Regions from separate parts of the Homo sapiens genome. Here region 2 is linked to region 1. A link is a loop called in an ENCODE intact Hi-C map of the cell type or tissue named here. Cell type or tissue: heart right ventricle. All regions are shown on one strand.

What was found. Hi-C counts contacts between places; a loop is a spot of excess contacts. Peaks named below come from ENCODE experiments on the same cell type or tissue, not always from the same donor. Only the 100,000 strongest peaks of a DNase experiment are listed, where the experiment ranks them.
Region 2: a loop joins it to region 1, with 9 times the contacts of the local background. A loop is called at or near these places in 79 of 110 quality-filtered maps.

Annotation. Positions count from the first base shown.
Region 1 is chr11:47,350,697-47,353,196 of GRCh38, forward strand. It overlaps MYBPC3 (myosin binding protein C3), which reads right to left and starts at 2,006. Exons shown (of 35, transcript NM_000256.3): 1 at 1,927-2,006; 2 at 543-809. The coding sequence starts at 1,951. RefSeq lists enhancers at 1-649, 650-1,630. In heart right ventricle, no CTCF peak of the experiment used is centred here; DNase peaks (open chromatin) are centred at 1,265 and 2,018; H3K4me3 peaks cover 2,134 bases; H3K27ac peaks cover 2,500 bases.
Region 2 is chr11:47,186,482-47,188,981 of GRCh38, forward strand. No RefSeq gene overlaps it. Among named protein-coding and RNA genes, the nearest start is that of PACSIN3, 1.3 kb to the left of the region's middle. RefSeq lists an enhancer at 1-609 and a silencer at 1-51. In heart right ventricle, a CTCF peak has its summit at 1,031; DNase peaks (open chromatin) are centred at 60, 530, 700 and 1,100; H3K4me3 peaks cover 1,837 bases; H3K27ac peaks cover 2,500 bases.

The DNA.
Region 1 (2,500 bases):
TGAGCCCGCTGTGGATGAGGAAAGTCTGCCATGGCTGTCCTCCCGCTGCCTGGGCCCCTCAGAGGCAGCTCATGCTGAGCTGGAGAGCCAGCCTGCCTCTCACATTCTCCTCCCCGTCCCAGGCCATCAGTTCCCATGTCCTCTGCATCTGCCCTGAACAGCTCCAGGTCCATCCCTGCTCTGCCCCAGCCTTAGAGCAGCCCCTCAGACTGGGCTGCACTCCCCTCATCCACAGCTCCTGGGGCTTCCCGGCCGTCTGTGCAGGGTCATCTCCCCAGGGAGGTCTGCAGGGGGAGAGTGGGGTTGTGTCTTGTTCATCTCTCCCACCTACCCCATGGCTGGAACAAGCCAGGATGGCACATGGGGGTACTCAGAGAGGTCATGTGCAGAAAAGGGGGAAAGGGCGTTCCTGGCGGGGGGCACAGCCACAGCAAAGGCAAGAAAGTGTGAAAGCACCTCCTGTTCCCTGGATGGATGGAGAGTCGCTGGGCTGCCCCTCCCCCAGCAGCCCAAACCTCAGGGAAGGCTGATCAGGATCTTACCTGCCTCTATGACCTTGAGGTCGAACTTGACCTTGGAGGAGCCAGCAATGACTGCGTAAGATCCCTGGTCGGCAGGGCCCACTTCCCGCACTGTCAGCGTATGCCGTGTGCCCTCTGTGGCCAGGCCGTACTTGTTGCTGGCGCTGATGTCACTGCCTCCGCGCTGCCAGCGCACCTTCACTCCTGCCCGCTCTGTCTCGGCCTCGAACACGGCAGGGCTGCCTGCGGCCACTTCCACTGACCGTGGCTTCTTGCTAAAAGCTGAGACTGAAGGGCCAGGTGGAGGCTACAGCGGCCCCTGGTTGGAGCGTGCACCCCGCCCCTGCAGCCCCTCTCAGTAAATACTGTGCTAGCACTTTCTATGCATCCCCTCACGTAATACTCTACCAGTTCTCTGAGGTAGTTGCAGTTATTCTGTTCATTTCTCAGAGGAGGACACTGAGGCTCAGAGAAGCTAAGCGGCTCCTCCAAGATCACACAGCTAGCAGTCGGGAGAGCCAGGGCTGTGGTCCTGACCTCCCAACAAGACTTTTTCTGCATGTGTCCACTTTCCCTGCTTGGAGACACCCGTGATGAACCCAGCTCCCTTTCCCCCAACCATTTCGGGCCCTTGGCAGGGGGCGGGGAAGTCTGCCTACTTGGAATGTGGCCAAATTTGTCCTCCAAGGACCTCAGGCTGGGTATCAGCAACTGAGATAAAGCTGGCCTGGGAGGGCGCTGGGGGATGGGGACCTGGATCTCTGCCCTGGACAACCTTCATAAGGGCACAGCCCAGGCCCAGGTCCCTGGGCTGTGATTTTCCCTGCCCTTGGCCTGGGTTCAGGGGCTCCTGACTGTCCTCTCTCAGAGAAGAGGGGCTGTGTCACCCTCAACATGGGGGCCACACCGTACAGGCTCATGAAGCAGATAATGTCACAGCCAGGAGGAACCAACCCAATGCCACCACCACCCCCGGCACCCCAGGTTGGGAGACTGAGACCCATAGTGGGTAGAGACTGGTCTGAAGGCATGCCGTGAGCCTGGCTCAGCTCCATACTAAACGTGGGCTCTGTCCGCGGGGAACCTTGCTGTGGAAGGTGAAGGCAATGGGACAGGGAAGGGGTCCCTTTGCATTCTCAGAATGGGTTGACCCCGGGTGCTTCCTGTCTTGGCTGTGTCCCCTCTCTGCGTCCCTGACCTTGGGTTTACCTTCACCTCTCATCAGAGGGATGGGAAAAAGAAACCGAGAATCAAAAAAGGACCCTGGAGGACTGGCTGCCCCTGTCCTGGGGCTCAGAGGCCACGTCCTCGTCAACCCCCTCAAGAACTCCCTCCTAGCCCTGCTCCCCAATTGTAGACACCCCCCTGCTCCCACACTTAGACCCAACCCCAGTCCTAAAGCTACCTGGCTTCTTCCCCGGCTCAGGCATCCTGAGAGACGTCACACCAGGCACGAAGCAGGCACAGGTCACCCAAAGAGGGACTGAGTGGGGTCCTGTCCTTCCCACTATATATGGGGACCTCCCCCCTCCCCAGGCTCTGCTTATCTGCCTCCTGTCCAGCCACCTGCTAAATATAGATGAATTCCAGAGAGCTGAGGTCTCTCCAGGGAGAAGGTAGGGCCACATTGTCCCTGGCTGGCTCCTGTCCCTTCCCCCCTCACCCCCCGCAGCACAATTCTGCCTCCCCAACCTTTGGCAAGCCTCAGGGGTACTCCAAGCCCCGTGTGTGTCCCTCTTACAGCAAATTGTACGGTGGGAGCATGCTGGGCCCATAACCCTAAGGCTAACGGGTCAGGAGCATCCTCGCAGGCAGTTCAGGCAGTGGTCATGTCCACAGACCCTGGGGCCAGGGTGTCTCTGAGTCCTAGCACTGCCATCTCTTTAATCTCAAAGCACCTGGTTTCCTCATCTGTAAAGCGGGGTGGGTGAAAGCAGCACCCACTGCACAGGATTGTCACACGTATGAAGTGGGTTTAT
Region 2 (2,500 bases), 160 kb before region 1:
CGGCCCCGCCCCTCTCCTGGCCGCCGCTGCCTCAACCCCACGCGGCGGGGCAGCGGGGCTGCAGGCATCGCGGCGACCAGCGGCTCTTGTGGCGCGGGTCGAGGTTTCTCTGCTTCGCCCGTGTGCGGAGTGCCTGGGCGGGCTCCCCAGGGTTGCGCCCCGGTGCCGCAGGGAGCCAGATTTCGGCTTTGCCTCTCCCGGACCGTTGCAGAGCCTGGGAGACCCGAGGGAGCAAGAAGGGACCGGGCCGGCACGGGCAGCCTTGGAGAGGGGCCGGGGGAATTACACTGCCTTACATTTTTAGCTGCACAGCTTGTTTAGAAATTGGCTCAGGCGAGGCTCACAACCACCCCTTGTAAGCATTAGGATTCCCACTGTACAGATGCAAAAACTGAGGCTCGGGGGCTTTTCAGAGGCTTGCCCAAGATTTCCCTCTAGTCAGGCAGGGCTGGGACTCCAAAACCGTGCCCTACCGTTCCACAGCTGCCCTGCTAATCTGGGGCGCCTTCTAAGGCCTGAGACGAACACGCGGTGGGGGTGGGACAAAAAGGCCTAAGCTCCTCCCGCTCCGAGTTCTTATTTCCAGATTTTGTACCACGATTCATTCTTACCCTTCGCCCCTCCACCCCCTTTATCAGTCTGGTACATTTTTCCATATCGCCACGATGCCACCCCACGCTAAATAAATCCCTTCTCCCTCCTCTCTCCCTACTTCCCTCTCCCCGCTTTCCCCCGGGGGTGAGATTTTGCAGAGCGGCTCCGTCTGTTATTTATATCCACTGGAGCGGTCCAAGAATGTTCCGAAGCTGACCTAATCGCCACCTGCTCGGCCTCTCCGCCCCTCCCACTCTCTCCTGGGCCCGGTGACCCAGCGGCGGTGCCCTGAGCCTTGAAGACCAGGGGGAGCGCGGACCAACGGGGTCGAACGCCCGGGCGCAGAAGGTCCCGGACGCAGAAGGTCCCGGGCGCGCAGAATCGCAGCGGGTCGGAGAGCCCCGGCGCTCTCAGAGGAGTGCGCCCCCAGGGACGCGGCTCTGAGCCCTGGGAAGCTGAGGCGCCTGGCTGCGCCCTCTGAAGCTCGTACTTTTCCTCCCACCCTCAGCTCCCTGAAGAGTGTGAGTGCGTGCGCGCGGAGTTTTAAACGGCAGCTTTAAAAATAGCAAAATTATGTTGTTTCTAAATCCAGGAGGAATCACTGACGCGTTCTTTACGCAGATGAATCCGCTCACAAAACGGGAAAGGGACCTGGAGAAAATGAATGGGGGTAATTTTGCCTGCCGAGGGCTCACTTGCTGGGCAGTGCTAATGGAAGGGTAAAACTGCCTCCCCAAGACACCTGTGGGGCACCCAAGGCGCGCCACCTTTGGCCTGAGGATTCTGGCCGTGTTTGGCAAATCATAGCTGAGTAGTGAATCTGAAACCTGGGATGTGGTTTCTGAGACCAATTTCAACACCCACTCTCTCTTAGGGCTTGGACAAGTCCCTTATCTCTATTTCTACCTCTATAAAACATGACAGGTGACCAGCTGACCTTCCGCTGAGCCATGAGCCCCAGCTAATTAATGATTGTAAAAAACAACTGCAGATCAGAGGAGCTGGGAAAATGGCAAATCACAGCCACAGGGTTTTGTATTCTTTAAAATCAGTTAACATCCCTCCTAGCGCCTGAAGGCCTTTAGGCACCTAGACCGAAGTGTGAAAACACAAGAATGAAATTAATTACAGGAGCCACCTATTAAAACCTCATTAAAAATAAAGTTGGCAGCCAGGCTGTGGGATCTGGGAAAGCCAGGCCATAGAGAGACTCAGAAAACAGGGCTGTTCATCAGACCACAAAGAGAAGGGGATGTGGACTGGAAAACATCTGGCTTCCCTTGGGCTCAAGTCTGGGAGCAGAAAGCAGAAATGTTGCAGCTGATCTTAATTGCCCCTGAGGTACTGTAGGGGAAAAAAAACAACAAAATAAAACCCAGAGCATAGGGGGCTGCTTCTAAGCTGAAAGTAGACAGACATGCCTTTGGAAAGCCAGCTCCAAGCTAATGCTACCCCCAGGGCTCCCATTCTGCGCTCTATGGCCAGAGCCCTTAACATCCACACTGCTCCATCAGTGCTGTCCTCAACCCAGAGTTCAAGATGAGATGTCAGTGGACAGAGGGCTGCATAAAGACAGAAATCTGGTCGGGCGCGGTGGCCCACGCCTGTAATCCCAGCATTTTGGGAGGCCGAGGCGGGTGGATCATCTGAGGTCAGGAGTTTGAGACCAGCCTGGCCAACATGGTGAAACCCCATCTCTACTAAAAATACAAAAATTAGCTGGGCATGGTGGCGGGTGCCTGTAATCCCAGCTACTTAGGAGGCTGAGGCAGGAGAATCGCTTGAACCTGGGAGGTGGAGGTTGCAGTGAGCTGAGATCGTGCCATTGCACTCCAGCCTGGGCGACAAGAACAAAACTCCATCTCAAAAAGAAAAAGAAAAAAAATGACAGAAATCTAAGGCTGGG